Regions from separate parts of the Homo sapiens genome. Here regions 1 and 3 are each linked to region 2. A link is a loop called in an ENCODE intact Hi-C map of the cell type or tissue named here. Cell type or tissue: CD4-positive, alpha-beta T cell. All regions are shown on one strand. Links, peaks and the distances in the headings refer to the core of each region. The heading gives the core; the rest is flanking DNA.

Region 1 (10,913 bases), core at 1,513-9,512, 55 kb before region 2:
GGTCTCGAACTCCTGACCTCACGTGATCTGCCCGCCCCGGCCTTCCAAAGTGCTGGGGTTACAGGCGTGGGCCACTGTGCCCAGCATCATTTCTTTTCTTTAAATGTATATATTTTCCCCCTGAATATGTGAGAGGAATTTGTAGGCATGATGTCACTTGACCACCTAAATACTTCAGTGTCTAATTACTAAAGACAAAAGTATTTTCTCAATGATTTTAATAATCAAAACCAGGAAATGAACACTGATACATTGCCATTATCTAATTAATCTACAGGCCTTATTCAAATTTTGGCAGTAGTCCCACTAATTTCCTTTTTGGGGAAAAAGTTTTTTTCTTTTGGTCTAGGATCCAATTCAGGATTATATGTTGTGTTTAGATGTCATGTCTCTTTAGCTGTCTTTAATCTGTAATAGTTACTCCATCTTTCTGTGTCTTTCATAATCTTGATGTTTTGGAGAGTACAGTATTGGTCAGTTATTTTGTAGAATGCCCCTCAATTTAGGTTTGTCTGAGCTTGCCTCACAATTAGAATATCACAGAAGTGCTGTCCTTCTCATAGTATATCCTCTCAGAAAGTATATGACATCTATTTTTCCCATTATTAGTGTTACCACTTTTTTGGTTTGTTTTTGTTTTTTGAGATGGGGTCTTACTGTGTCGCCTGGGCTGCAGTATAGTGCCCCATTCATAGCTCACTGTGACTTCAAATTCCTGGGCTCAAGGGATCCTCCTGCTTCAGCCTCCTGAGTCGCTAGGACTACAGGCACTTGTCAACATGCCTGACTAATGTATTTTATTTTATTTTGATTTCTGTTGAGAGTCTCGCTGTGTTGCCCAGGCTGGTCTTGAACTCCTGGCCTAAAGCAATCCTCCACCTTGGCCTCCCAAAGTGCCAAGATTACAGGCAGGATCCACCACTCCCTGCCAGTGATATCACTTTTGATTAATAGTTTAAAGTACTGTCTACCGGTCTTCTCCATTGTACAGTTACTATTTTTTCCCCTTGTAATTAGTAAGTATCATTTGGGAACATGCTTTAATACTGTATAAATATCCTGTTTCTCATCAAACTTTCACTCTCCAATTTTAGCATCCTTTCATATTCTTGCCTGAATCATTGGTGGTTGCCAGTCTGCCTCCTGTATGAAAAGCTTTCCAGGAATCTCCATCTTTCAACTTCCACCTATTTTGTTAAGAACTGTGTCCATTCTTAGCTGCCAGAGTGCCTGGGAAATGAATTATTTTCTTGTTTTGTTTTGATATGGACATATTCTCTCAATAGAAGGGAGGATAAAAACTAGGTAAGCAACTTGCCAACCTAATAGCATTGGTGTAAGGATTAAATTGAATTATGATTGATACTTAAAAATACCCACCTCTAACCTATGGGAATAGGGTTTTGTTTATTTGTTTTGTTTTGTTTTTTGATCACTTTTGGTCACATAGCTAGTAAATAGCATAACAGGTCTGCAACTCTAGTCTAGTCACTATACTATAGTTCCTTTTGCTGGTTTTAGAAATTCTATATTCTCTTAAATCTTTTGTCACTCCCTTCAGCTATATAACTAAGACTACTTCCATACTGTATTAATCTACAGAACTCTTTATGGAATGGTCTTATATACTAGATGAAGACAACATTATGTGTATATTAAGTAAAAAGCCTGATTCAAATTTCTTTCTATTTGGATATTTTCACCTCCCTTATAGTTCAAGATAATTGTTCACTTTTGGGGTTAATGGCTATTCATTTATTCTCCCAGTGATCGTAATCTAGAGGGACCTAGGAGGGGAAAATACTCAGAGAATAATGGCATTTGCTCAGCTTTATAAAGAAACACAATCATATGTTGTATTGATTCTTTGCAGTTTAAAAAATATTTGACAGAGGGAACTGTAAAAATCTTTCCTCTTGTCAGTTGTAAGAACTGGAATTTTAACATTCTCTTCTCACAGAATCAATGTGAAAAACATGAAAATTTAATACCAGTTGGCAGTAAAATCTCACTTTATTTAACTGAGAATTTTACATTGAGTATGATGAGATCATGTACCTCAAAATAATGTTAGTATATGACAGAAATTAAAAATGATGGTAAAAAAGGAATAAATCAAGATATGAAATTACTGAATGATCCCAGCTAAGTTTAAAATATTTACACAGGAAAAAGCTTAGAAGGAAATGTAGTAAGATATAAACTAAGAGTAGATATATATGTATATGTATATATATAAAATTGTTTAAATTGGCACATAATCGTACATATTTATGGGATACAATATGACATTTCAATACATGTATACAATGTATAATGATCAAATTAGGGTAATTAGCGTATCTATCACCTCAAACAGTTATCATTTCTTTGTGTTGAGGACATTCAAAATCTGCTAACAGTAGTTGTATTTTGATGGAAGGGTTTTGTGTGATTATTTCTTCTTTCAATTGTTCCATAATTTCCAGCTTTTCTTTTTTATAATCACAAATAACAACAGACTTAGGGAACAAATTAAGTAGAAGCAGTTGTGGAAGAGAAATGTCATCTGGAACCCCAACAAAACTACTAGTTTGCTAGGGAGGAGAGACCCAAGGGGCTCCATGTTGCAGCTGATGCCCGAGCCTGAATTTCATCCCATCCTCTTTGGTACCATCTCTTTCTCCTTCCCTTTCATTCTTCCTTTCCTTTATATTATATTATATTATTTATTTTTTGAGATGGAGTTTTGCTGTTGTTGCACAGGCTGGAGTGAAATGGCATGATCTTGGCTCACTGCAGCTTCCGCCTCCTGGATTCAAGCAGTTCTCCTGCCTCAGCCTCCTGAGTAGGTGGGATTACAGGCACGCACCACCATGCCCAGCTAATTTTTGTATTTTTAGTAGAGGCAGGATTTCACCACGTTGGCCAGGCTGGTCTCAAACTCCTGACCTCAGGTGATCCGCCCACCTTGGCCTCCCAAAGTGCTGGGATTATAGGCGTGAGCCACCATGCCCTGCCCCTTTCCTTTATTCTTTTTTTATTTTCCTCACACTATATGGTAGGTGATGAGAATAATTATAAGAGAGACAGACAGTAGGAAGAAAATTAGTCTTTTTTTTTTTTTTTCTTTGAGATGGGGTCTCACTCAACCGCCCAGGCTGGAGTGCAGTGGCACAATCTTGGCTCACTGCAACCACTGTCTCCTGGGTTCAAGAGATTCTCCCACCTCAGCCTCCCAAGTAGCTGGGATTACAGGCACCCGCCATCATGCCCAGCTAATTTTTGTATTTTAGTAGAGATGGGGTTTCACCATGTTGGCCAGGCTGGTCTTGAACTCCTGACCTCAGGTGATCTGTCCGTCTTGGCCTCCCAAAGTGTTAGGATTACAGGCGTGAGCCACTGCACCCAGCTGAAAATTACTCTTTAAAGCCAGACAGGTTGAATAGGAATGGTGAGAAAGGATAAAATAAAATAAAGCCAGACAGGGCCAGGCACGGTGTCTCCTGCTTATAATCCCAGCACTTTGGGAGGCCAAGGCAGAAGGATTGCCTGAAGCTAGGATTTCAAGACCAGCCTGGGCAACATAGTGAGACCCCCATCTCTTAAAAAAAAAAATTATCCAGGCCTAGTGGTGTGCACCTGTAGTTCCAGCTACGTGGGAGGCTGAGACAGGAGGATTGCTTGAGCCTAGCAGTTTGAGGATGTAGTGAGCTATTATTACACTACTGCACTCTAGCCTGGGCAACAAAGTGAGACCCCGTTCCTGAAAAATAAATAAATAAAGCCAGACAGACTTAAATTTGAATCCTGGCTTCATCATTTATTTATTCGACAAATAAATAAGCGGCTAGTGAGCAGCTACTATGCCACTGGGGATTTAGCAATGATTAAAACAGACAAAAATGTTTGCTTTTGTGGAGCTTGTATTCTTGTGGGAGAAAGTTCAAACCCCTATTGTTAAAGGGTCAATTTTGCTTACTTCCCAGCTAAGTTAGCTCACTTGGGGAAGTACATAATTTATGAGATGTGGAAAAGTAACCAATAGATTACAGAGGCCCACTTATAGAGGAAGTGTTTCCCAGTTGTTTCTGGCCTGTGACAAAGCTGCAATCTTGTCAGAGTACATGGAGACAAGGAGAGACAGTCCTCTTGGTTTCTCATGTCGTCATCCACCAACTCGAGAAGCAGGCTGGGTGTGGTACTCACATCTGTAATCCCAGCACTTTGGGAGGTCAAGGCAGGAGGATTGCTTGAGCCCAGGAATTCAAGACCAGCTTTGGTAACATAGTGAGACTCTGTCCCTAGAAAAAATAAAGCAGTCCAAACACATCCCACACCTTGTCATTTATAGAAGGTATCATTAACATTCAGTAATAGCTTGGTACCTAGCACATTACATTACCTAGTATGTGGTCATATGTTCAATAAGCTCTTTTTTCCCATTAAATGGAATTAGCTGACCTTAGTCTATACCCTTTCAATAAATTCAAGCCAAGGGCCATCAGAGCTGGTCTATTCTTACCCAAGTGAGGACCCAGAGTGAGTTGATGGAGTTGAAGGGAACAGGTTAGCAACCCTTGGAATAGATGATACTGTAAAAAACTGCATTATTTGAGCTGGGTGCAGTGATGTGTGCCTGTAGTCCTAGCTACTCCAGAGGCTGAGGTGGAAGGATCCCTTGAGCCCAGGAGTTAGAGTCCAGCCTGGGCAACATAATGAGACACGACCCCCTAACCCCATCTCTGAAACCCGCCCCACCACACACACACAACTGCATTCTTTAAATAAAAATGAAACCACAAATCAATCCTTCCTTCCTTCCTTTTTCTTTCTTTCTGAGATAGAGTCTTGCTCTGTTGCCCAGGCTGGAGTGCAGTGGCATGATCATGGCTCACTACAGCCTCTACCTCCTGGGCTCCAGCAATCGTTGTACCTCAGCCTACAGAGTAGTTGAGACTATAGGCATGTGCTACTACACCTGGCTGGTCGGTTTTTTTCGTAGTAGGTTTTTTTTTTTTTTTTTTTTTTTGAGACGGAGTCTCACCCTGTTGCCCAGGCTGGAGTGTGGTGGTGCAATCTCAGCTCACTGCAACCTCTGCCTCCAGGGTTCAAGCGATTCTCCTTCCTCAGCCTCCTGAGTAGCTGAGATTACAGGGGCCAACCACCGCACCTGGCTAATTTTTGTATTTTTAGTAGAGATAGGGTTTCACCATCTTGGCCGGGCTGGCCTCTAACTCCTGACCTTGTGATCCCCCTGCCTCAGCCTCCCAAAGTGCTGGGATTACAGGTGTGAGCCACCATGCCCTGCCTGGCTGGTTGTTTTGTTGTTGTTGTTATTGTTTCAGACAAGTTCTCTCTGTTGCCCAGGCTGGAGTGCAGTGACTGGTTATGACTCACTTTAGCTCCCAACTCCTGGACTCAGGTTATTCTCCCACCTCGGCCTCCCAAGTACCTGAAACTACAAGTGTGCGCCACCATGCCTGGCTATTTTTTTGTATTTTTTATAGACAGGGTTTCACCATGTTGCCCAGGCTGTTCTTGAATTCCTGGGCTCAAGCAGTCCTCCTGCCTTGGCTTCCCAAAGTACTGGGATTACAGGCATGAGCCACTGTGCCTGGACCCAGCTATTTTTGTTTTTTATTTTTGTAGAGAGTCTCACTCTGCTGCCCAGGCTGATCTCAAACTCCTCAGTGCAAGCGATCCTCCTGCCTTGGCCTCCCAAAGTGCTGGGACTACAGGCATGAGCCACCATGCCCAGCCCAAACTTTGTAACTTAATGGAGAAGATCCCAGTGGAGAGGTTCAACCGGACCATATTATCATTATTGTATTCCCCAAGATGTATGGACCATCTCCTCAGGTCTCACAAATTACTGCTTCCACCAGCATAATTGCCTCTAGGAGGCACTGCTTCCCCCTTTAAGGCTGTGGACCAGTTGCTGTGAATTATTATCTAGTCTACAGCTGAGCTGGGTTCTAGCTGCTAGGAGAAATAAATTCTATGAGTGAGAGTGACGTCAATCAAGATCATGTGGCTTATAGAATTTGTTTACCCTCTGCAGCTCACGGGGATCCCTGTCTTCCTAGGTCTTGGGCTATTCATGCATACTGGGCCCTCTTTACTCCCAGCATCCAAGGAATCATTAGCCAGGCTTGATGGTAGGGGCTAGAGTAGAACAAAACATGTTTGCCAAGTTCTTTGTAAGAGCCAAGTCTAGTGGGGAAGAAGGGTATTCACCTAGATTCCTCAAGACTAGGCCAAGAGACAGGGCAAGGAAAAGGTCCTGACAGCCTTCTTAACACCTTCCCTGACAGTTCCTAGTTTTCTGGTTTGAAATTGAAAAGGGTACTTCCCTAAGGCAATACCTATCCCTCTAGCAGAGGGCAACCATTTCAGCACACAGCACAGTAAGTAACACTTTGTCGATGCACATAGTTGGTTATAGAGGGTCTGTTAATTACATATACATGGAATTTACTATGAAATAAATCTCATTTTATGTATATATTGGCTGAAAAGCAGGTCATTTGTAGTAACAGTAGTTTAAAAAACCCAATGAGTTAATTAAATTAATGTTTACATTTTTATTCTGAAAATTAATGTGTAATATTGAATAATATATTCTGCTTTCAGTAAATCCAGTTCTGCTCTAAGTAAATGCCACAAAGTTTGAAAAATGCAAGTTCATTTTAATTTCATAAAATTTATCTTTGACAGGACTAAGGCCCAATCAACATTTTTCTACATTGATTTGTTAAACCACCGGATTATAATAAAGCTAACCATTAATGATCCTTTATAGCAAAAACTTAAAAACTGATAATTGTCTTTTTTTTTTTTTTTTTGAGTCTCGCTCTGTCACCCAGGCTGGAGTGCAGTGGCGCAGTCTCGGCTCACTGCAACCTCCGCCTCCCAGGTTCACGCCATTCTCCTGCCTCAGCCTCTCCGAGTAGCTGGGACTACAGGCTCCCGCCACCATGCCCGGCTAATTTTTTGTATTTTTAGTAGAGACGGGGTTTCACCGTGGCCTTGATCTCCTGACCTCGTGATCCGCCCACCTCGGCCTCCCAAAGTGCTGGGATTACAAGCGTGAGCCACGGCGCTGCCGATAATTGTCTTAAGTGTTGTAGACATTATCTCAGGTCAATTTCTTTATCCCAACCTGGTTGTGAATGTCTAGTTTTTATTTGAGGGCTGGAGGGTCACATGTCCCGTACATACCTGTCTTTTATTATACTATTTTCCGTGTTTTCTGTTTTTTTTTTTTTTTTTTCAAGACGGAGTTTCGCCCTTGTTGCCCAGGCTGGAGTGCAGTGGTGCGATCTTGGCTCACTGCAACTTCCACCTCCCTGCCCCAGCCTCCCGAGTAGCTGGGATTACAGGCATGCGCCACCACGCCCAGCTAATTTTGTATTTTTAGTAGAGACAGGGTTTCTCCATGTTGGTCAGGCTGCTCTCGAACTCCTGACCTCAGGTGATCCGCCCGCCTCAGCCTCTCAAAGTGCTGGGATTATAGGCATGAGCCACCAAGCCTGGCCACTCTTTTCCCTTTTGCTGTTAAGGTTGTTAGCAGTTCCCCTTGCTATGCATAATAGTCCTTTCCACTCCGATTTGCTACTTGTCATTTAACATAGACCTTTAGTGGTGGTCAACTTTGACCATATTGTAGACATTGTTCTAATAACTTTGCATATATTAGCTAATATAATCTTCATAACCACCCTGTAGAGTAGGCAGTATCATTATGCTCATTCTTTTTTTTTTTTTTTTTGAGATAGAGTTTCGCTCTTGTTGCCCAGCCTGGAGTGCAATGGCACGATCTCGGCTCACCGCAACCTCTGCCTCCTAGGTTCAAGCGATTCTACTACCTCAGCCTCCTGAGTAGCTGGTATTACAGGCATGCGCCACCACGCCCCGCTAATTTTGTATTTTTAGTAGACATGGGGTTTCTCCATGTTGGTCAGGCTGATTTCATTATGCTCATTCGGCTAAGGTCACACCACAGCTGCTAAGTGGCAGAGCTCAGGATTCAAGCCCAATCTAGCTCCAGAATCCATAACAGTATACAAGAGTACAATAGAGCAGCATGGCCCAGTAATCCCAGCACTTTGGGAGGCCAAGGCGGGAGGATCACTTGAGGCCAGGACTTAAAGACAGCCTGGTCAACATAGTGAGGCCCTATATCTACCAAAGGAAAAGCAAAAACAAAAACACAATGCTGCCTCAATATCCAGGTTTATAAGAATAGCTGAAGTTCAAGTGTAAGTAGGATCTTAGTAGAGTTTCCAAAGCACTCACCTATGAGTTACATCTGGTTACTTAACCTCTGTGAGCCTATATCATCATCTGTAAAATGGAAATAATAATAGAACCAACCTCATAGTGTCACTCCTTTCTGGTAACAATAGGATTGTTGAGAGGATTAAATGAGTGGAGACATATATAATGTTATGTGTGTGTATACATATATATGTATATGTATATATATTGTGTATGGGAAGAACTAGAAATAGTGCCTGACACATAGCAAGTATTCATTATTCCAGTCACTGTTCCTATGCTCACTAAATAAATATTATCCATGAGTTTTAAGGGCAGTAAAATTTTATGGCATTTGCTGGTCTATAGATGTTGAGAGGCTGTTACACCTGTTCTTTCTTCATAGCCCACTTCCACAGTAAGTGTGTTAACCTCCTACCCGTTCTTTTTAAGGCCCCCGCCTAGCTCACTTAGGAGATCCTGAATGTGGCTGTGGCAGAACTTCTGGAGGGACGGCCTTTCCACTACTCAGCCCTGATGCCTTTGTCCCTCACTCTCCTTCCCAGCCTGCCTTCCCTGCCATCCATCTTTCCTGGAAGGCCTCCCTCCTCCAGGCCTCCTGTAGGGTGGAATGTGCTCTTCTCTGGCTCTCCCAACCCACTCCCTGACCTGTGCAGGCCTTTTATTTTTCAAAATAAGCTTTACATCTGATCACCACAGGGAAGCGACTAGAGACAATACACAGGAAAATCCACTGGAAAGTAGGAATTTGACTTAATATGGCTCTGGTCTATAATTCCAGACTTCTGTTGAAATGGTAAAACATGATTTACTGTAGGTTGCCACCTCTTGTTTCTCTGTGTGGGCCTGTACCTCCCAGGTAGCCTGTAGGCGCAGCCCAGGCTTTTGTGGGCATTCTGTTTTGTGAAATGGGCTATCTGCATCTCTGAGGAACCCGAATGCTGGGAGGTCAGGCAGTTTAATGGACCTGAGCCCTCCACTGGGGAGGGGAAAGATTATCCCCTCTGGGCATGTTTTTCCCCAAGTGTGGCAATGGGTTTAGATCAGGGGTGTCCAATATTTTGGCTTCCCTGGGTCACACATAAAATACACTAAAACTAATGATAGCCGATGAACTAAAAAAAAAATCTCAATGTTTTAAGAAAGCATATGAATTTGTGGCCACATTCAAAGCTGTCCTGGGTTGTGGGTTGAACAGGCTTAAATCTCAGGGCAGGCCTAGAGATAAAAAATTAAGACTGGGTGTGGTGGTTCACGCCTGTAATCCTAGCACTTTGGGAGGCCAAGGCGGGTGGGTCACCTGAGGTCAGGAGTTTGAGACCAGCCTGGCCAACACGGCAAAACCCCGTCTCTACTAAAAATACAAAAATTAACCGGGCATGATGACACACAACTGTAATCCCAGCTATTTGGGAGGCTGAGGCAGAAGAATCGCTTGAACCCAGGAGGTGGAGGTTGCCGTTAGCCGAGATTGCGCCACTGCACTCCAGCCTGGGTGACAGAGCAAGGCTCTGTCTCAAAAAAATTAAATTAAATTAAAAAAATATATTGGGCCATCACAGTGGCTCACACCTACTATTCTAGTACTTTGGGAGGCCGAGGCGGGAGGATTACTTGAGCCTAGGAGTTCGAGACCATCCTGGGCATCATAGTGAGACCCTGTCTCTATAAAAAATTTTAAAAATTACCTGGGCATGGTGGCTCAAGCCTGTGGTCCCAGCTACTCAGGAGGCTGAGGCCCGAGGATCACTTGAGCCCAGGAGTTCCAAGCTGCAGTGAGCCATGATAGCACCACTGCACTCTAGCCTGGGTGACAGAGCAAGACTTTGTCTCAAAACAAAAACCAAACAAACAGGTCCGGCGGGGGCTCACGCCTGTAATCCCAGCACTTTGGGAGGCTGAGGTGGGCAGATCATGAGGTCAGGAGTTCAAGACCAGCTTGGCCAACATGGTGAAACCCCATCTCTACTAAAAATACAAAAATTAGCCGGGCATGGTGGCGCGTGCCTGTAATCCCAGCTACTTGGGAGGCTGAGGCGGGAGAATCCCTTGAACCCAGGAGGCGGAGGTTGCAGTGAGCCAAGACCACACCACGGCACTCCAGCCTGGCGACAGAGCGAGACTCTGTCTCAAAAAAAAAAAGAAAAAAAAAAAAACCTTTCATAGACATTACAGAGGACTATGCATTTTGCTTAAGATCTAAAATTTATTTATCAATCAAAAGAAGCATTTACTCTGAGATACCCTAGAAACATCGTGGTAAAATGAAATTATATTTAGGTTAAATTATCATTTAATTAAACTCTAATAATAAGAAAATGAAATGACCTTGGAAACATCTTATGAATCAAATAGATAGCCAAAGAAGGAAGGAAATTATGAATGAAAGGTAAGCTCAGGATCATTTTCCATCCACATCCTGGTGCCTGCTTATTCTTCAGTTTTCAGTCTGGAAGACTTCTCTCCCACTCTGTCAGAATCTGGTGCTCCCATATGCCTCTAGCATTGCTTTTATCCATTGTCTTAAACTCACCTCTTGCTATCTTGTATCCCCAGCTGAGGGGACCTCAATCCTCAAGAGGCTAAAAACCCTGTTTGTCTATTTCACAGTCGTATACATTTTAGGACTGGCTAAAAACCCTGTTTGTCTA
Region 2 (10,913 bases), core at 1,611-9,610:
ATTTCAGTTATTTTAAATCTAAACAGTTTAAGCCTTTAGAGTTAGTAATCATTTGGAGATCTGGATACAGTATTAAACTCTGATTCCCAAACAAATCTAGGTAGCTGAGTCTTTGTATCTGAAGAAAAAAACAGGGTCAATTACTATAGCATCTGTATTTAGAATGTACTAAATCATCAAAAATATCCGATTTTTCCACTTAACAAAAAATAGATGTGAATATCTAATGATTGTCTACTTACTGTGCCAGATAAACTAAGCATTCTATGTGCATTAGTCATTTAATCCTTACAACAACCATATGGAGTAGTTCCTGTTCCTGTTTTATAACCAAGGAAGCTGAACTTGAAGACCTTAAGTAACTTACCTGTCCAAGATCACGCAACTAATTAGTGACAGAGCGGGATCCGGAACCTAGTCTATGACACCAGAATTCTGCTTCTTAGGCTTCTCTTGACAATTCAGTGTTAATCATTAATTATGGTTTTGCAGGTTTTATGGCAGGAATTCTTCCTATGTTCATGGTGGAGTAGATGCTAGTGGAAAGCCCCAGGAAGCTGTTTATGGCCAAAATGTAAGTATCAATTTCATATGTAGTTTAGAAATTTTGTGTTAAGATGGAGATTTTAAAAAATAGCCTTCTTGTGTCCATGGCTTTTTTTTTCTTTCTTTCTTTCTCTTTTTTTTTTGAGACGGAGTTTTGCTCTTGTTGCCCAGGCTGGAGTGCAGTGGTGCGATCTCAGCTCACCACAACCTCCGCCTCCCAGGTTCAAGCAGTTCTCCTGCCTCAGCCTCCCAAGTAGCTGAGATTACAGGCATGCACCACCACACCCGGCTAATTTTGTATTTTTAGTAGAGACGGGGTTTCTCTATGTTGAGGCTGGTCTCGAACTCCCAACCTCAGGTGATCTGCCCGCCTCAGCCTCCCAAAGTGCTGGGATTACAGCCGTGAGCCACCGCGCCCGGCCGGCTTTTTTTTTTTTTCCCCAATATGATTGTTATTGGTAACTGAAATTTATGTTTGACAGTAATTGTCAGCATAAATTGTCAATAGTTGTTCAGTTTGACAATAATTGTCAAACATGCTTGAGTTCTTAAACATCATTTTTGTATGAAACATGGTGTTATATTACGATGGCTACAAAGGAGAAAATGGTATGTTTTATATCATTGATGTATTTTATACATGAGATAGTTGAGACAGTGTATTAAGTTTATACAAATCTGAGCTAAACCCTATGCTATAGGAATGCACAGAAATGTATGTTTCCTATGGCCTAACAGGGAAGGAAGACTTTGTGTAGAGGATGTGAGACCACAAGATTTGGCCTTACCAAATAAGGAATTATAAGTAGACAAAAAATAGCATCAGCAAACACACAGTAAAATTATGTGTAAGTTCAAGGAGCCGTCAACACAATTTGTGAGAATGACCAAATACTTACTACAGAAAAGTGGGAGAAAGCTGTATAAAGCCCAGATTACTGCACAATATTGGAGAGCTATTGTGATTTCTTCTTTAGGAACATCATTCTGGCAGTGATGCACAGCATGGTCGTTGGATTCAGTTCAGGAAGATTAGTTAATATTGCAGAGTTGTAAGGAAATCAATGAGGGTAGGTAATATTATTGTGTAGGTAATGCAGTATCACAGAGTTTATATTTTTCCCTCCCTCCCTAATAAAGGATATACACCACAAAGTATTATCTCTGAACTTCAGTGAATGTCATACTAAAATTCGTCATGTGGATGCTCATGCAACCTTGAGTGATGGAGTAGTTGTCCAGGTCATGGGTTTGCTGTCTAACAGTGGACAACCAGAAAGAAAGTTTATGCAAACCTTTGTTCTGGCTCCTGAAGTAAGTTTCTCAATTCACTTAGTTTTCATTTATATGGTTGCTAGTTGGTTGAAGTGTCCAGAGGTTTCTTCTAATAGGTTTAGATTTGCATATTGTTATTTTTGGGGAATTTGTGTTTGACCTGTTGTTTGAGTGAGTGCGTGTGTGTACATGTGCTTTGACTATTTGGAATTAAAAATCAAATACTGATACAAGTTTGTAAATAGATGATTAAGATTACATTAATACAAAAAATATATTGGTATATTTGAAAGGTTACATTTGAAAACAAAATAGAAGAGTTCTTTTGGTTTCTTTTCTATTAAATAGCTGTTTCTTGAGTTCTACTAGGTTGGTGCAAAAGTAATTGCGAGTTTTGCTATTATGTTTTTTTGAGTGACCTTTTTATTTTATATAAACATCATAGCATGTTCAGCATTGGAAAATTATATTGAGTCAAGATCTCTAGTATTAAAATGAGAAATTGTGTATGCCATGTAATTTGCTCTTTTATATAATACCAGATTTCTGGATATTTATGGAATAAATGTTGTTTCCTATAGGGATCTGTTCCAAATAAATTTTATGTTCACAATGATATGTTTCGTTATGAAGATGAAGTGTTTGGTGATTCTGAGCCTGAACTTGATGAAGGTGAGGTTACTTTGAAGATATGAAGATAGAAGGGTTCTGTTGGTACTCTTTATGGACTAATTTCTATAAGTATGACATCTACGGAAATTTGCTGCTTTATTGTAACTGTGTCAAACATCCTTTTTTCATGGTTTTGTTGTTGTTGTCGTTGTTACAAAAAGATGTCCATTGTTTGAAAATATACAAAATTTGGATGTCAAGGAAAAAGGTTCCCCTCAGTCTCATCCTCTGTAGATAACCAAGTTTGGTGCCTATTGGAGAAGGTTTTTGGATTCTATACTTGGCAACATGTATTTTTATAAATGTGGAATTACACTGACTCAAAGCTTCCTTTTTTTTAATGTAATAATATGTCTTTGTTGGCTGTCTATGTTGTGGCTATGCCGTAATTATTTAATTGATCTTCCATTGATGTACAGTGGTTAGTTTCTTTATCATTATTGCTCTATTAAATATATGTTACAAAGGAAGCTAAATTGTGGCTTTAATATAACTTTTTTCCTTTTACTGAAAGATTTGTTTTTTTCTAATAGAGTACAATAAATATTAAACTTCATCCTTGCTCTCCAGTTTTTGAGAGAACAGGGGATATTGTAGTTGAATGCCTTTGTTATTAAAAAAAAAAAAATTGGAGCCGAGCGCGGTGGCTCATGCCCGGAATCCCAGTGTTTTGGGAGGCCAGGGCGGGTGGATCACTTGAGGCCAGGAGTTCGGGACCAGCCTGGCCAATGCAGTGAAAACCCCATCTCTACTTAAAAAAAAAAAATTAGCTGGGCATGATGGTGCATACCTATAACCCCAGCTACTCAAGAGGCTGAGGCAGGAGAATCGTTTGAACCCAGAAGGCGGAGGTTGCAGTGAGCCAAGATCACACCACTGCACTCCAGCCTGGGCAACAGAACAAGACTCCATCTCAAAAAAAAAAAAAAAGGAAAGAAAATTGTCAAATTTTCTTTTTTGCTATCATACCACTTCCTTAAACATGTTAAAAATATGTCCGTTAGAAATTGTGAAGCCTCTTTAAAAAAGATGTGCTGTATTATGTATTTTCAGAATCAGAAGATGAAGTAGAAGAGGAACAAGAAGAAAGACAACCATCTCCTGAACCTGTGCAAGAAAATGCTAACAGTGGTTACTATGAAGCTCACCCTGTGACGTAAGCATACTATTTGCAAGGTTAAATTTGGTCTGAACTATGTCAGCAAGGTGGTTTCTGTTCCTAGAATTATTGTTGAAAGTAAATTCTTGATAAAACCACCTATTATGTCAGTATTTGAGTACCTATTGTGTATATGCAAGAAATTTGGAAAGAATGGTTTTATTTAATACAAAAATTGAACATGGCTTGCACCAAAACAGTGGTTCCTTACTGATAATGTAGAGTGTTGAAGACAACACAGAGTAAGCATTTTATTTTTATAAAAGATAAGGTTTATAGTTAGCACTAAAGTAAACATTCTTAGTAATTCAGTTTTGAAATGGTGGGATTAAAGAACTGCTACTTGAGAGTATTATTCCTTCTGTCTTATAGCTCTTTTTGGAATTTTGCTTTGAATACTTTGTAGATCTAGAACAAGTTATTGGCATATAACTAGTTACACCCATTGGATTAGAGAGAAATTGAATTTTTTCTTACTTGAACTCCTACTAAAAAGTGAACTAAATATTTTATTGTAGTAATGGCATAGAGGAGCCTTTGGAAGAATCCTCTCATGAACCTGAACCTGAGCCAGAATCTGAAACAAAGACTGAAGAGCTGAAACCACAAGTGGAGGAGAAGAACTTAGAAGAACTAGAGGAGAAATCTACTACTCCTCCTCCGGCAGAACCTGTTTCTCTGCCACAAGAACCACCAAAGGTTAGATCAAAGAACTCTTTAGACTTACAACATCACATGTTCAAATTTGGTGCTGTTAATGAAGTATGACCTTTTTCTATTATGTTAAATTGTTTAGTAAATTATTTTATGTATATGAAAGAAGCTGTGGGGTTTGTTTGTTACCTGAGAAAATGTTATTGTTTCCCTGCCCCGCAAAATACCCCTCTAAGAGTGAAACTTATAACTTAAGATGAATCCTTGTCTGTATGCATTGTTTAGTAACTTATATGAAATTATTTGGATCCATGTATAGAGCTGTCAGTTGTTCTTTCATTCTGTATTAAATTCTCTGAGCACAGATGCACCAGGAATCATGCAGTTTCCCAACTTAAACAAGTTGGTCTATAATTAAAAGAAGAGATACCTGTTGTTTGTGGTTTAAATGGGATCAGTTTCCTTTCTACACCAATTAAACTATCTTGGAAAGATGAGTGACATCCTTAGTGTATCATGTAAGCCTACCTGAAACTTCTTTTATCTTTCTTCAAAGTCAAAGGTTAAAGTATATTTGAGTGGTGATAGGAGGAGATTCTTTGTTCAATTTGTGAATGTCAGAGTTTCCAGCTAATACTCTCTTCTTTCCTATCCTTCCCTCTCCCGTTAACACCATCACACACCCTATCTTACCCCCAAAGGGGAAATAAATTGTTTCTATTAGGTTCAGGTTTTTCTAGCATGTTTGTTAGTGGTTTTGTTTGCCACTTGCTCATCTACTTAGAGTACGTAGGAACTTGCTTATGGTTTTACTTAGTAGTCAGACAAAAGTTATAAATAAGCTTGCATAATGAGATTTTGAAAGCTGGCACATAGACTGGCATGTGTGTGTGTGCCTTTCTTTTAGGAGTCTTCCAATATAGAGCAATAGTTTAGAAATGAAAAGAAAATATATATTTGGAAGTTTCCCTATAGGAATGTTGGTGGTTTTCCATGATTAGTAGTCTAGGTTTGTTGCATTTCCTGCAGGCTTTCTCCTGGGCTTCAGTGACCAGTAAAAACCTGCCTCCTAGTGGTACTGTTTCTTCCTCTGGAATTCCACCCCATGTTAAAGCACCAGTCTCACAGGTAACCAATCTGTGAACACATTGGATTGTATCCTTGTTACATTGCCAATTGCTTATTTTTAAAATACTTTTAAAAATGAGTCAATCAGAAATTATGGATTAAATATACAAAAAACTTGTATTATATGTCAGTGCACCCACTTTAAATGTCAAATCTCCATTCATCATCTACATAGGTGGTATTTGGGGTTTGGGTGTGTGAAATACAGATTAAGTTGGTTTTTACCAGTATATAATATTGTCATTTAAAAGGCTTCTTAAAATAACAAAAAGAATGTTCCTTTTTCAAAAGCTTCAAATTCTATTTAGCAAAAATATTTTAGGTAAGAAATTCGGAGAGGCACAAAGTAGTGTGGCGTAATAAAGAATCGTTTTTGTTTTTTTTTTTTTTTTTAAAGCAAAAAAAAAAAAAACCAGGAAACTTTTTAACATACGCTGCCTAAGCTCTCAGTGTGTAAGTGGTTCACACCACTTAATTGAAGCCTGTACCAACTTATGACTGTAGTGTTCACCTTAACTGATCATTCTAGTATTCTGCTTTTTGTCTGTTTGTCATCTTACCCATTTCAGAGCTTTCAAAAATGTGAAAATAAGACACTGCCTACCTAAGAAGTTTGTTAGATTTAGTTTAGAATGAACTAAATTCTAATTAAGTTTATCAGCATATAAAGGGTGTCCAATTTTTTCCCTACATTTTGCATTAAACTTCATTCCACTAGAAAATTTATGTTTGAAATGTTAGTATATAAATGTATCTTTTATATGTTCTAAGCAGTGAAATTTTGAGGTTTTAAAAGTAGTAATTTTTAGTTTTTTGGTGTTGGGACACATAATCAGCTACATAAAAGTAGAATACGCCCGTGATACTTTTTTTTTTTTTTCATTTGGGTATTCAGGCAATGCGTGGTTACCCTTATGTAAGATGGTCACCCAGAGTTCCATCTTAACAAAGGAAATTAGTTTGTGCAGTATTGTTTTGTGCTTTTCTACCCATATGAAGACCCAATAAATAACTTTTGGCCCTTCTTTTGGAATCTTCATTTCCTATCAGATTTGGATTTGGAACCTTTGGATTATTTCATTTCAGAGAGTTTAAACAGTTAAAAGTTAAAATAGCTAGTGCTTATGCCTTTGATATGCGCCAAGCATTGTGTGAAGCACTTTTTGTTCATTTTCAGTGAATCCTCACAACCACCCTGTCAGGGTGGGTACTATTGTTTCTGTTTTAGAGATCAAAAAATTGAGGTCTAGAGTAACTCACAGACATTTATGTACATAGTAGGGTTGGGCTTTGAAGTCATGCAGTGGGACATGAGTCCATATGTGGCTCATGTAAACGTTTATTTTTTTGAGACAGAGTCTCGCTCTGTCGCCCAGGCTGGAGTGCAGTGGTAGTGGCAGTGGCGTTATCTTAGCTCACTGCAACCTCCACCTCCCCAGCTCAAGTGATTCTCCTGCCTCAGCCTCCCGAATAGCTGGGATTGTAGGTGCCCGCCACCACGCCTGGCTAATTTTTGTATATTTAGTAGAGACGGGGTTTCACCATGTAGACCAGGCTGGTCTCAAACTCCTGACCCAAGTGATCCACCCGCATTGGCCTCCCAAACGGTGGGGATTACAGGCATGAGCCACTGCGCCCAGCCTCATGTAAACCTTATGCAATTCTCCAGCACCTTGCTGCAGAGTCATGTATCTTATCTGTATTTGCATCAAAGAGGACTCTTAAGACATGCCTGATTAAATCCTAGTCTCTTGCCCAGAAAAATACCTTCATATTTATCTCAAGTAGTTTGCCTTAAATATATTTTCAAAGTTAGTTGTAGGAAATGAAGTTGTATTTCCTATGCCACCCCTTTAATAAAACAAAAATTTTAAATGTTTAGAATTTAAACTTTAAAAGAACGTTCTAATGTCTTTAGGCTATACTTAAAATGGATTCATGATATTTCTACTTGATTTAATAATCCTTCAATTTTAGTTTGTTACTTTTGTGTAGTATTCATTTCCTTGTACTTTGAACATAGATTATTGATAAAAGGAAGTTAATTCCAGGGTATTGGTAGGCATTAACTTAGAAGTAGGTAAGTTAATTTCTTGAATAAAATATTTTGTCTGGAAATTGACTAGTTCACCTACAAAGCTTATGTTTAATTGAAGGGCTTATTATTTGTGGTTATACCTGCTTTTATTGACTTGATTTGATGGTTCTGTACTTACTTCATATTCTGTTTGACCTTCATTTGTGGGTTTGTCATTTGATCATACTTTCTGGTTGCATGGAATTAATTTTAAGGCCCTCTACTGTGTGGCATATTGGCCATGTTATCTGTTCAGAAAAACTAGTTTTAATCATGAAACTGGAGACCTGAAGAATTATAAGTATGCAGCTGACTTAGTTAACATATGTCAATCAGTTACTGAAAGGGACAGTGTTAGCTTTTTGTTCTTGTATTTTTCTTAAACTGGCATCATCAGATATCTACTTAAAGTCAGATTCCTAAATCAATGGCATGAATTATTTGTAAGATGTTGGAAATTATTAATATTTAACTTTATCTGTTTTTAATTTTCATCCTTAAAGAATAAGGAAGAACTTTATTTTGCTACTTGTAGTTACTCGTGTTTTGATAATCTGTTTTGAAAAGAATTTAAATCAGTCAAGACCAGGGCCTCAAGTTCTTTGATAACATTTGGATTGAATGAGTCTAAGGTTTTTCTTAAATTTTGTAATAAAGGTGCATTTAGTGTTTTTATTAATTGCCAGTAATACACTCACTTTATTAAACTTTGACAGAGTACGTTTATTCTCTAATTCTGTTTATATTCATACTGAAGTATGCCTTTAGACCCCCTTAGTTGAAGTTTCTAAATAACTGCCTTTTTCAGCATCACATTTTGCATCAAATTATTATATAGAATTAAACCCCAAATACAGATAGCGGTGGTCTCAGGGCTGTCACTTACGTATCTTTGTCAGACATAGAACATTATCCTGCATGTTTTGGGTCAGAGAACTAAAAATGTAATTTAATTTAAATGAACAAATAGTTACTGAACATCTGTGTCTAATAGCACTGTGCTTGGTTCTTTGGGTGATGTAAAAGTAAGTTAAGATATGGGCCTTGGGCACTGGCGTGCCTGTAGTCTCAGCTGCTTGGGAGGCTGAGGCAGGAGGATCACTTGAGCCTAGGAATTTGAGGTTACAGTGAGCTATGATTGTGCCACTGCACTCCAGCCTGGGCAATAGAGTAAGACTGTGTCTCTCTAAAAAAATAAAAGATACAGACTTTATAGGAGTAAATACATATAAATAACAACAAAACCTGGAGAGAGTTAAAAATATTCATTTTATAACTAGTAGAATTCTAGAATATGGTAAGCAACTTCATCTTGAGGGAAATAGGACATTGACATAGAGGAAAACAGAATTTAGGAAGAGGCAGGCAAACTTGGTTAAACTGTTAGCATAGGAGTTAATATTCCTTTTGGTTACAGTGGCTGAAATCATTTACATTAAATTGTCATTTTTGAAAGAAGCTTTTTTTTTTTTTTTTTTTGAGATGGAGTTTCTCTCTTGTTGCCCAGGCTGGAGTACAATGATCTGCTCACGCAACCTCCGCCTCCCAGGTTCAAGTGATTCTCCTGCCTCAGCCTCCCTAGTAGCTGGGATTACAGGCATGTGCCACCACACCCGGCTGATTTTGTATTTTTAGTAGAGACAGGGTTTCTCCATGTTAGTCAGGCTGGTCTCGAACTCCCGACCTCAGGTGATCTGCCCGCCTCGGCCTCCCAAAGTGCTGGGGTGATAGGCATGAGCTACTGTGCCTGGCTGAAGGAAGCATTTTTGTGTCAGAATTTGTCCTTGTAAATTACAATATCTGTTATATAAATGATTAAAGAGTTTGAGCCGCTGCATGGACTGAGGTCCTCAGAGATGACCACTTTTTTATTTATTTACTTATTTATTTCTGTGAGAAGGAGTTTCACTCTTGTTGCCCAGGCTGGAGTGCAGTGGCGTGATCTTGGCTCACTGCAACCTCCGTCTTCCGGGTTCAAGCGATTCTCCTGCCTCAGCCTCCCAAGTAGCTGGGGTTACAGGTGCCTGCCACCACACCCAGCTAATTTTTTGTATTTTTAGTAGAGACTGGGTTTCGCCATATTGGGCAGGCTGGTCTCAAACTCCTGACCTCAGGTGATCCGCGCAGCTTGGCCTCCCAAAGTGCTGGGATTACATGGAGATGACCATCTTTAAAGATGGGACTGAAATTACTAGCTTTCTGAGTTGAGGACATGTTCTCCATATCCTGTTGGGTGTTTTCAGCATCCTTTGTAGGCTCATATATTTGTCTCTCCTTGGACCATAAATATTTGGGTAGTAGAAGGTCTGAAGAGGTTGGGAATACTGAAAATGCTGTTGTCTTGAGGAAAAGGTAATAGCAGACGCCGATGTAATTTTGTTTTAAAAATAATTATATGTTTAATTCAGCAGTTGGCAGAAACTTTTGGGAGGCATCTTAAACTGTCCTATTACTCCCAGACCCCTAGTTAAGGAAAATCGTTGGGACCAATACTTCAAATGCATATTTTTCTCATAAGGAAGAACAGTAGGGAGCTAAAGGACTTTAACTATTTGAGATGCTACATACAAGTTCCTATAAGTTTCTGTCATTTTTTTAACATGCATTTTAACCTTACAGGTAGCAATTTCAGGTGTTAGAGCAAGCTAATTTTTATACTTTGAACTATAAAAATACTGATTTTAAGGTTATGGGCAGAGATTTAGGCAATACTACTGAGCACTGTTACATTTGAAGGATAGCAAATTAGATTTTCAGAAATTATGTGTTATGTATTCTTGTCTAAGATGAAGATGGCTTTTAATTTTGTTTATGTATTTACATGGAGTGGTTCATCTTGCATTTTTGTGATTTTTTTTTTTGGTAGCAATACCTTTTATGCTATTTCAGTGTTGATATAACTTTAATGAAAAAATGTGACTGTAAAAAGCAACTTATTGTGAGTTACACAGCATTAAGTGGGAAAACAAAAGCTACCTACAGTCCTAGATTGGTACAGAATATCTTGATAAAAATTTATTTTTCTCATACATAGGACACTATGTTAAAAACATTCTAAACTTAAAACTACTGTTATGTCTGCTAGTGACTTGTCGTTAGGTGCTTTGGTTGGTTTTTCTCCAGTGGAGTGTTTTTTATAATGTTTTTTTTTCTTTATATTTTAGCCAAGAGTCGAAGCTAAACCAGAAGTTCAATCTCAGCCACCTCGTGTGCGTGAACAACGACCTAGAGAACGACCTGGTTTTCCTCCTAGAGGACCAAGACCAGGTGAGTCAGCTCCTTTATAGCCTTTAGCATTTAACATTTGTAAGGCTGTAAAAGACTGAACTTAAACAAAAAACTATGATGCGTTCTATACACAGACCCATATAGTCTCAAATTGCTTAAAGATGTGATGTGAGC
Region 3 (10,913 bases), core at 993-8,992, 120 kb before region 2:
TAGAAAAAGTAAGTACAAATAGAGTTTCTCTACACAGACATCTACTTATTGGTTCTAGACTTCTGCAATAAAGCAAGTATCACAATCAAGTCAGTCCCACAAATTTTTTGGTTTCTTAGTGTATACAAAAGTTACATTTACACTATAATGTAATTTATTAAGTGTGCAATAGCATCATGTCCAAAGAATGTACATAACTTAATTTAAAAATATTTCATTGCTAAAAAAATGCTAATGACCACCTGAGTCTTCAGTGAGTCATTTTACTTCCAGTAGAAATTCTTTCAAAACTGGAGTCAATTCTCTCAAACCCTGACACTGCTTTATCAACTAAGTTGATGTAATATTCTAAATCCTTTGTTGTCATTTCACCAATGTTCACAGCATCTTCACCACCTTCTTTGCTCATCCATAAGTAATAACCCCTCATCTGTTGAAGTTTGATCATGAGATTGCAAAAATTCAATCACATTTTCAGGCTCCACTTCTAATTCTCCTGTTATTTATACCACATCTTCAGTTGGTTCCTCCACTAAAGTCTTGAACCCCTCCAAGTCATCCATGAGGGTTGCCGGAATCAACTTCTTCCAAACTCCTGTAAATCTTGGTATTTTGACTTCCCATGAATTACAAATGTTCTTAATGGTATCTAGAATGGCAAATCGTTTCCAGAAAGTTTTCAATTTACTTTGCCCAGATGCGTTACAGAAATCACTATCTATGTAGCTATAGCCTTATGAAATGTATTTCTTAAATATTAAGACTTGAAAGTCAAAATTGCTGGGTGCAGTGACTCACACCTGTAATCCCAGCACTTTGGGAGGCTGAGGTGGATGGATCACTTGAGGTCAGGAGTTCAAGGCCAGCCTGGCCAACATGGTGAAACCCTGTCTCTAATAAATTACAAAAATTAGCTGGGCATGGTGGTGCATACCTGTAATCCCAGCTACTCACGAGGCTGAGGTACGAGAATTGCTTGAACCTGGGAGGCAGAGGCTGCAATGAGCCGAGATTGTACCACTGCATTCCAGCCTGGGGGACAGAGTGAGACTCCATCTCAAAAAAAAAAAAAAAAAAAAAAAAAGTCAAAATTTATCCTTGATCCATGGGCTGCAAAATGCATGTTGTGTTAACAGTATGAAAACAATATTATTGGCTGGGCACAGTGGCTCACGTCTGTAATCCCAGCACTTTGGGAGGCCACGTGGGCGAATCATGAGGTCAGGAGTTCAAGATCAGCCTGGCCAACATAGTGAAGCCCCATCTCTACTAAAAAAAAAAATACAAAAAATTAGCCGGGCACAGTAGTGGGTGCCTGTAATGTTAGCTACTCAGGAGGCTGAGGCAGGAGAATTGCTTGAACCTAGGAGGCAGAGGTGGCAGTGAGCCGAGATCACACCACTACACACCAGCCCAAGTGACAGTGCGAGACTCCATCTCAAAAAAAAAGAAAACAGTATTATTCTCTTTTTACATCTCCATCAGAGCTCTTGCGTGATCAGGTGCATTGTCAATGAGAAGTAATATTTTGAAAATCGTTTTTTCTAATGCACTGGGCCTAGAAAACCATGCTCTTACACAGAAGTGTAAGAGATGTGTGTTCAGTAAATGTGTGCTCAGTAAATCATGCTATTACATAGATGTGCTGTCTTCCAGGCTTTGTTGTCCATTTATAGAGGGCAGACAGAGTAGATTTAGTATATTTCTTAAGGGTCCTAGGATTTTCAGAATGGTAAGTGAGCACTGGCTTCAACTTAAAGTCAACAGTGCATTAGCTCTTAACAAGAGAGTCAGCTTGTCCTTTGAAGCTCTGAAGCCAGGGGGTGACTTCTTTCTAGATACAAAAGTTCTAGATGGCATCTTCTTCCAATAGAAGGCTGTTTTGTCTATGCTGAACATTTAGCATAATTCATCAATTATCTTAACTAAATCTTCTGGATACACTTGCTGCAGTTTCTACATCAGCACTTGCTGTTTCACCTTGTACTTTTGTTAGGGAGACAGCTTCTTTCCTTAGATCTCACGCAGCAACATCTGCTACTTTCATGCACAATATCCATTCTTCCAACTTTCCTTGTGCAGCTTGTTCACCTCTCTCAGTCTTCACAGAATTGAAGAGTCAGGGCGTCACTCTGGATTACGCTTGGCTTAATGAAGTGTTGTGGCTGGTTTCATTTTCAATCTGGACAACTAAAACTTTCTCTATATCAGCAATAAGGCTGTTTTGCTTTCTAATTATTCATGTGTTCACTGCTGTAGAACTTTTAATTTTCTTAAGAACGTTTCCTTTGCATTCACAACTTGGCTATTGGGCCTAGCTTTTGGCCTCAGCTTTTAACATGCCTTCCTCTGTATCTTCAGCAGAGAAAGCTTAATCATTTCTAGCTTTTGATTAAAAGTGAGAGATATACAACTCTTCTTTCACTTGAACACTTAGAGGCCACTGTAGGGTTATTAATTTGCCTGATTTCAATATTGTTATGTCTCAGGGAATAGGGAGGCCCGAGGGAGGGAGGGGAAGAGGGGAAGACAGAGTGGGAGAGAGAGAGGATGGGCCAGTCTGTGGAGCTGTCAGAATGCATAAAACATTTTTGCTTAAGTTTGCCCTCTTATATGGGCACTGTTTGTGGTACCCCAAAACAATTACAATAGTAACATCAAAAATCACTGATCACATCACCATAACAGATATAATAATGAAACTTTTGAAATATTAATTGTGACAGAGACATGAAGTGAGGGCGTGCTGTTGGATAAATGGAGTCAACAGACTTATTCAATGCAGGGTTGACACAAGCCTTCAGCTGGTAAAAAACATATTCCCTGGGAAATACAATGAAATAATGTATGCCTGTACTTTCCAGTTCCCCCATCATTAATATATTGCATTAATGTGGTACATTTCTTGCAATACAATTCATAAATGAATACTAATACACTATTATTAATTAAAGTCCACAGTTTACATTAAGGTTCACTCTGTGCTATAAAGTTCTATGAGTTTTAACAGAAGTATAATCTCTTGTCTCCACCATTACAGTATCATACAGAATAGTTTCATGGCCCTAAAAAATACCCTGAGCTTCACCTATTCATCTCTTCTTTCCTCTATCCCCAAATCCCTGGCAACCACTGATCTAAATATTTATGGTCCACATAGTCTTGCCTTTTCCAGAATGTCATATACAGCCGACCCTTGAACAACAGTTGGGTTTGAACTGCGTGGGTCCACTTATATATATGTTTTCTTCCTCTCTGCCATCCCTGAAACAGCAAGACCAATCCTTCCTTTTGCTCCTCAGCCTACTCAACATGAAGATGACAAGGATGAAGACCTTTATGATAATCCACTTTACTTAATGAACAGTAAATATATTTTCTCTTCCCTCTGATTTTAATGTTTTCTTTTTTCTACCTTATTTTACTGTAAAAATCGAGTATATAATACATACAACGTACAAAATGTATTAATCCACTGCTTATGTTATTGGTAAGGCTTCTGGTAAACATAGTCTATTAGCGGTTAAGTTTTGGGGGAGCCAAAAGTTAAAAAGTAGATTTTCAACTGGGGCATTGGTGTCCCTAAATCCTAAGTTATTCAAAGGTCAACTATAGTTGGAATAATATATTATGTAGCTTTTTCAGACTGGTTTATTTCACTCAGCAATATGCCTTTATGGTTCCTTTATGTCCTTTCATGGTTTGATAACTCTTTTCTTTTCATTGCTAAATAACATCCCATTGTATAGATGTAGTACAGTTTATCTATCCATTCAACTACTAAAGGACATTTTGGTTGCTTCCAAGTCTTGGCAATTATGAACAAAGGTGTTTTAATATTCATGTGCAGATGTTTGTGTGAATATGTCTTAAACTAATTTGGGTAAATACCAAAGAGCGTGATTGTTGAGTCATAAGACTATGTTTAGCTTTGTGAGAAACCACCAAACTGTTTTCTAAAGTAGTTGTACCATTTTGCATTCCCATCAGCAACAAATGTGTTTTTGTTGTTCCACATCTTCGCCATCATTTGGTGGTGTCAATGTTTTCTTTAGTTTTCCTCATTCTAAAAGGTATGTAGTGATATCTCATTGTTTTAATTTGCAGTTCCCTAGTGATATATAATGTTGAGCATCTTTTCATATGGTCATTTGCCATCTGTATATCTTTTTGGTGAGATGTCTGTTCAGATCATTTGTCTATCTTTAAATTGGCTTATTGTTTTCTTATTTTTCAGTTTTAAGAGTTCTAAATATATTTTAGATACAAGTCCCTTTTCAAACATGTGTTTTGCAAATATTTTCTTCTCATCTGTGAAGTATCTTTTCATTCTCTCAACAGAATCTTTTGCAGGGCACAAGTTCTCAACTTTAATGAAGTCTCATTTATCAATTTTTTTCTATGGATCACACTTTTGGTATTGCATCTAAGAATCAATTGTTTCATTCACAAATCTACCATGCTATTTGCACTGGTTATTAATTAAATACTATATAAAACTACCAAAATATGTGTGAAAACAGTTATTTTGCTGAAAATTAAATTTAAGTCTTTGGCAAAACTCAATGAAAGGACGTCACTAAAAATATAGCTGTTAAATATGGATAATACAATTCTAAAAGATAGAAAAGTAATTTTAAAAACCCAGATATATCCTGCAATCTATTTTAAAGAAAACAAAATGCAAATCCTACATGATATATTATAGGCGTGATGTATGCAAGGAAGATGATGAAAAACTTTAATCAGCATACCCATATTCAAGGTAGTAGTTCTGGCCCTATTCCAAAGATTAGTACATAAATATACACCTTTATTTTATTACATTTAACTTTAAAATGCTTAAGGTGCACATTTTAAATGCTTTTCAAGAATTCCTGATTTAACCAGACCTAATCTCTCCAGATTAGAGGCTTCCTCACCTCCTACTGAGGAACCATATGGATCCTCATCTTATGAGGAGGAACCACTCTATCTGCCTCTTAGGTAGGACCATAAATATCTATTAAATATGGTCTGCCATTAGGACCATCTGAAGGCTTTGAAGGAAAAAGCATGTCAAAAGCCCTCACTACAACTGGCAGGCCTTCTTTCCAGCATGCACCTTAGTGAACCCTAGAGCCTTAATGGCCACTATCACTTACAAAGAGCCACTGAAACTTGTTTTAGCAACTAGGAAAACTTAGCAAATTCTATCTTTCCTTAAAACCCTATTTTCTTCAATTGCCTCCAAAAATGTACACCTCTCTGGTCATCTCTGCTTTCCCAGTTTTTCATTTTACAATAGTTTGCATTTCCCCTCTTCCATTTAATCTTTTCAAACCCTTTCATGATGCCATTGCCAACTCTCAGATATTGGTTAATAAAACACCCTATAACCCAATTATATCTTGAAATGCTCCGTTTCTTTAAAGAATCTGCTTTATCTTGTAATGTTCTCAAGTGAAAGTAATTCATGTTCTCAATCCCATGTACCTTAGAGTCAGCATGTTGAAGCTGTGACCCTCCCAGCCCAGTGTACTTTCGAGAGACCATAGTTCCTCTACTCTCATAAAATCTCCTGTTCCCTTGAGGCTTGGCTATATGGCTGTACCATCTCTTACGACTTCTCATTGCAGATATATAACAAATTCATAGTCACTATCCTTTGTCCACGGAAAACATCATTGGCATCTTGCTCAAAGTCTTCTTTCTCTAAGCTCTGCTGTCTACTTAATTTTAATTTCAACAGCAACCCGTCTAATACCTAGACCACTCAGTTTTTTTGCCTCATCTTTGGCGATAATCCTCTCTTACTAAAACCTATTTTTGTGGCTCAAGTATTTTCAACACATTTGTTCCATGGCTTCCTTGAGTCTCTTGGCCCACCAACCAAATGCCTTTTTTAGAAACTCCCTTGTTTTTATTTCCTTCCCTATCTAGCTTAGATTATAGAGATTTTCGTTTCTTCCACTCTACAGAAGTGGAATAGGAATATACTATGTTCTCTTGTCTTACTGTCTTTTCATAGCACCTTCCCAGAAAAGGCCCAACCCTGTGAAAAACTGAGTTTTTTTTCTATATTTGCACCTAGGCAGCTGAGTGCTGCTAGGGGAGAAAATAAATTACACACTCAAGTAGTTGGTGCTATTGTAAAATCATGGTGAATACCCTTAATGGGGCCCTTATCCCCCTTTTTATTTTTTTGAGGCAGAGTCTCATTCTGTTACCCAGGCTGGAGTACAGCGGTGCGATCTCAGCTCATTGCAATCTCCACCTCCCGGGTTCAAGTGATTCTCGTTTCTCAGCCTCCCAAGTAGCTGGGATTACAGGTGTTTACCACCACGCCCAGCTAATTTTTGTATTTTTAGTAAAGATGAGGTTTTGCCATGTTGGCCCGACTGGTCTCGAACTCCTGGCCTAAAGTGATCCACCCACTTCAGCCTCCCAAAGTGCTGGCATTACAGGTATGAGCCATCAAGCCCAGCTGGGGTTCGTATCACTTTGAAAATCTTCCTAATTACAATAATTAACTAGCTCTCCTATTCTCCAAAAGACTATTTCTAACCTTTCCCATTAATTCTCAATTGTGTCCTCCCTATTCACTCAGTATATAATTCTGCCTTCAACTCAACTCCCTATCACCAAATCTGCAAAAGGACATGCATAATAATCTATAGCTTCAGAAAAATAAAAGAAACCTAGCAATACAGTATTTGAAGAGATATAGGTGAGATTTTCTAAACAAGGAAAGACACCAACCTAGATTGTAAAAGCCTAACAAATATGAAACAGGATAAAGAGAAATCGATAGTCAACATGCCATAGTGAAAGAAAAACAAAGAGTATAAATAAGAGTCCCCATTTCTCCCTCCAACTGTATTCCCTATACCCTAACAAGTCAGTGAGTACAAAAGGAATGTCTTCAAATAATTTCTTCATACTATACCTCCATCACTGTTCCCCTCCTCTGAAATAATGTCCAGTAGTCTCTCGAAAGCATTTTCAAAAGCAACAATTTTCTGGATTGCACCATTGCTTCTTGTTAGTGCCTGCAGTAGTAAGACGCCCTATAGAGAAGAAAGAGAATGTTTAGTGGAGTACAAAATTTATGAGACATTTTTAAATTACTTCAAAAATCACAGAATTTTAGAACTGGCAGAGATTTTGCAAGCCCAACTCCTTTACTTTATACATAAGGAAAACAAGAACAGAATAGTTAAGCAATTTGTCTCCCTAAGGTTATAAACCTCAAAGAGACAGACACTAGACTAGAATCCTCTTCTAACAATTCCTAGTTCAGTTATCTTTCAACTTTATGATATAAACATACTAGAATTCCTTTATATTCATTAACCACTACATAGCTTTCGTTGCAGCTAAAGAGTTGAGCATGAAAGTATCTGTCTCAGGAATGCCACTGTACCTGCTTCACAACAGTAATAATGAAAAACTTGCAATTCAATAATATAAATCAATGAACACCACCACAGTCTAGTAGAGAAAGTTCAGAAATTCTTGTAAACATCTGGCCTTCAAATCCCCAAAACTTGATTCTAAGTCAAAATAAAAAAGGAAGATGAAAATTGATGCTTCGTGAATGGCATGTCCAACACAAGACAATTCACAGCAGCCATTGCCTCTGACTTCCAGTTTTTCTCAGCTCCTGGTAAGCTGGATACAGTTTATATATTTTATAATATCTTTATCATTCAATAAAAACTCACTGTTACCCATTTTTGCTTATTTTGGTATTATGCAATTTATGAGTCCCTAAGTATTAAATAATAGCATGATGGTAAAAGAGACAACAAATATTTTACGAAAAAAAAGCACAGATATTATTGTAGAGGAAGAGGAATAGCAAATAGGTAGTAAAAAGTCCCATAGAGGCAAACTAGCTGTTGGCTACCAGTACTGAGTAGGTAAGTATTCATATAAGACAAAAAATGCCTATGACTTTATTGGGCTTATTCCACTCATTTTCTTGTCAACTTTCAACATTAATATGAGAGAAAAAGGTGAAAACAGTTATTTTTGGATGTCAAATTCTCCCACTTAATGCTGCCAACTTCAGTTTAACTACTAACAAAGAGAAGAAGAAATACAGTGGAGAAAATATTTAGGCTCTGAGTTATATAAAGTGGGTTTAAAAACTGGTTGCCCAAACACTGTTCCCCAAAAACTGTTCCCCAAAAACTAATGAAATAAAAAAATAAAAAATTGGTTGCCCTACTGACTAGTTGTGCCAACTTTAAGCAAATTACATGAACTTATAGTATACTCATGTAATATCTTTGTCACAGGGTTTTTATAAAGACTAAAGGAGACAAAATAAGTTCTATAGAACCCACTAGCTTTCAAGGTCTTAGTATATTTTAGTTTCTTTTCTCTTTACCCTCTTGAATAGGTTTATTAAAATAAAAAAAAGGTTATAAAACATGTAAAAACCAATAATCCAGACATTACAACAAAAACAGAACTTAATCTGTGATCATAAAATTAATAAAAACCAATATAAATAGACACTTATTTGTCTGTCTCAAATAAAAGTTGAAAAAAGGTTAGGAGCAGAATAAAAAGGTAAAGAGTTAAAGGAAAACAGGAGATTCCAGAATTAATGCAGTTATTATTATTATTTTTTTTTGAGACAGAGTTACTTTCTTGTTGCCCACGCTGGAGTGCAATGGCACAGTCTCAGCTCACTGCAACCTCCGCCTCCCAGGTTCAAGCGATTCTCCTGCCTCAGCCTCCCAAGTAGCTGGTATTACAGGCGCCCGCCACTACACCCAGTTAATTTTTTGTATTTTTAGTAGAGACAGGGTTTCATCATGTTGACCAGGCTGGTCTCAAACTCCTGACCTCAGGTGATCCACCCATCTTGACCTTCCAAAGTGCTGGGATTACAGATATAAGCCACCACGCCTGGCCTAATGCAGTTATTTTTTTTAAGAGCACTTTTATATCTGAAAATGAAAATAAGTGGTAATGAAATTAAAAGATGTGGGGAGACATAATTTATGATTTGCATGATATCCTCTTATTTAAATTGCAGGACATGGAAAGAATAGAACAGAAGCTTTAAAGATACATAGTCATATTTTAGTCAAGGAAAGATACCCCAAATTTCTAATAGATAGATACCTAGTTAAATAAGACATTTCTTAAAAATGACACTTAAATATTAAAGAATAAAAAATGTACTTCTCGGCCGGGCGCGGTGGCTCACGCCTGTAATCCCAGCACTTTGGGAGGTCGAGGTGGGTGGATCACAAGGTCAGGAGTTCGAGACCAGCCTGGCCAATATGGTGAAACCCTGTCTCTACTAAAAATACAAAAAAATTAGCTGGGGGTGATGTCACATGCCTGTAATCCCAGCTACTCGAGAGGCTGAGGCAGAAAAATTGCTTGAATCCGGGAGGCAGAGGTTGCAGTGAGCCGAGATCATGCCACTGCACTCCAGCCTGGGTGACAGAGCTAGACTCCATCTCAAAAAAAAATGTCCTTCTTGTAAGTTACATACTGTATTAAGTTCACTACCTATAATACTGAATTGATATACATATTACAAAATTTTAAGTACAACAAATTTTAAAAACTGTATCCATAGACTAGGAGTTAAGAATGCTTCAGTTTTGTCTCTGCTTTGCCATTAACCAGTTATAAGGCTAAGAGCAATCCAAATGATATTTACTAAAACTTAGGATGAAAAAGTCACACGGCCAATACCATAAATAAAAAGATGAGTAAGACATGGCTAACAAAGAACACTTAACTTTACTTGGTTTCTGTGGGTCTTGGGCATTTCACTATAAATATGGAGATTTAATTAGCTTGATATGATCTCCTAGCTCCAGAATTTAATTTTTCTAATTGCTATTTTAAATATTACAGAATTTTTATCAAGTTGTAGGTAACAATAGAGAAAAATGCTTATGCAACAAAATATACAGCATCAAATACAAAATATTCAAACTTATATGCAAATATAAAATAAATCGGAATGGAAAATAAGTCCAGAGCAAATCATGCTCCATGATTAACAAGGCAAATCCTTAGAAATACACACTCAATCAAATAAGGGCAAGGATTCCAAATATAATGCTTTGTTGGGTTTACACAGTTCAATGTCTGGAGGTATCTCCGCTACTCTTTATGAGGAAAAGAAAATTGCAGAGGTAGAGTTTGGTGTCAAATACAACCTTTCAGCAGATAGTATAAGAAATCCTAAACTAATGGAAGAAATAAATTTGAATGGCAAAATGGTTTGTCTAACCCAAAATACTGGATAGCCAGGAAAGAATGAAACAATGTGGCCTTGTACAACTTTAAAAGGTCATTACTCCAGCCACGCTCAGTGGCTCATGTCTGTAATCCCAGCATCTTGGGAGGCCAAGACAGGAGGATTGCTTGAGCCCAGAAATTCAAGACCAACCTGGGCAACATAGAGAGACCCCCATCTCTGTTTACTAATTTTTAATTTTTTTAAAAAAAGGTCATTACTCCAGCTTTCTAAATCTAATTTCCTAAAACTCAACAACAAGGATTTCATTTGCAAGAGAAAAAAAAGCCACATATTTTTGTATTTCTTTTTGAAATTTAACTTACATCATTACGTATAACTTCCCTGGAATCCGCTAGTAAGTCCATCAATCTTGAAACACCTAGAACATACAACCATGTGAAAAATGCTGGCAGACCAAAAATACAAATAGTGACTCAAATTATTAACAATTTACTAACACACCATTTCAGTCCCTTTCTCTAGGAAATGATACTCATGCTTGAATCAAAATAATATAAAAAAGATAAGTCACTTACCCATAGGACTGACTAAAATAATTTGTTGCACCTGAGGCCCTAGTTGTTTTAAAAGAGAAGTAAGAAGCTTCACACCAGGCCAGCGGACATGGAAATCAAACTCCTGCAATGTA

Evidence for each region. Peaks named below come from ENCODE experiments on the same cell type or tissue, not always from the same donor. Only the 100,000 strongest peaks of a DNase experiment are listed, where the experiment ranks them.
Region 1: it touches region 2 in a loop (5-fold over the local background); 10 of 110 quality-filtered maps call a loop at or near these places.
Region 3: it touches region 2 in a loop (2.5-fold over the local background); 11 of 110 quality-filtered maps call a loop at or near these places.

Annotation. Positions count from the first base shown.
Region 1 is chr4:75,703,518-75,714,430 of GRCh38, reverse strand. It overlaps a transcript of G3BP2 not described here. Among named protein-coding and RNA genes, the nearest start is that of USO1, 16 kb to the left of the region's middle. RefSeq lists enhancers at 8,669-9,414, 10,907-10,913. In CD4-positive, alpha-beta T cell, for the core only: CTCF peaks have their summits at 5,665 and 5,871 (motif pointing right); a DNase peak (open chromatin) is centred at 5,910.
Region 2 is chr4:75,648,504-75,659,416 of GRCh38, reverse strand. It overlaps G3BP2 (G3BP stress granule assembly factor 2), which reads left to right. Exons shown (of 12, transcript NM_203505.3): 3 at 493-574; 4 at 1,687-1,860; 5 at 2,403-2,493; 6 at 3,547-3,649; 7 at 4,171-4,351; 8 at 5,336-5,434; 9 at 10,676-10,778. Among named protein-coding and RNA genes, the nearest start is that of G3BP2, 19 kb to the left of the region's middle. In CD4-positive, alpha-beta T cell, for the core only: a CTCF peak has its summit at 5,372 (motif pointing left); DNase peaks (open chromatin) are centred at 3,646 and 4,326; H3K27ac peaks cover 922 bases.
Region 3 is chr4:75,770,812-75,781,724 of GRCh38, reverse strand. It overlaps USO1 (USO1 vesicle transport factor), which reads right to left. Exons shown (of 24, transcript NM_003715.4): 6 at 10,801-10,903; 7 at 10,588-10,643; 8 at 6,929-7,049. Among named protein-coding and RNA genes, the nearest start is that of USO1, 52 kb to the right of the region's middle. In CD4-positive, alpha-beta T cell, for the core only: no CTCF peak of the experiment used is centred there; no DNase peak of the experiment used is centred there.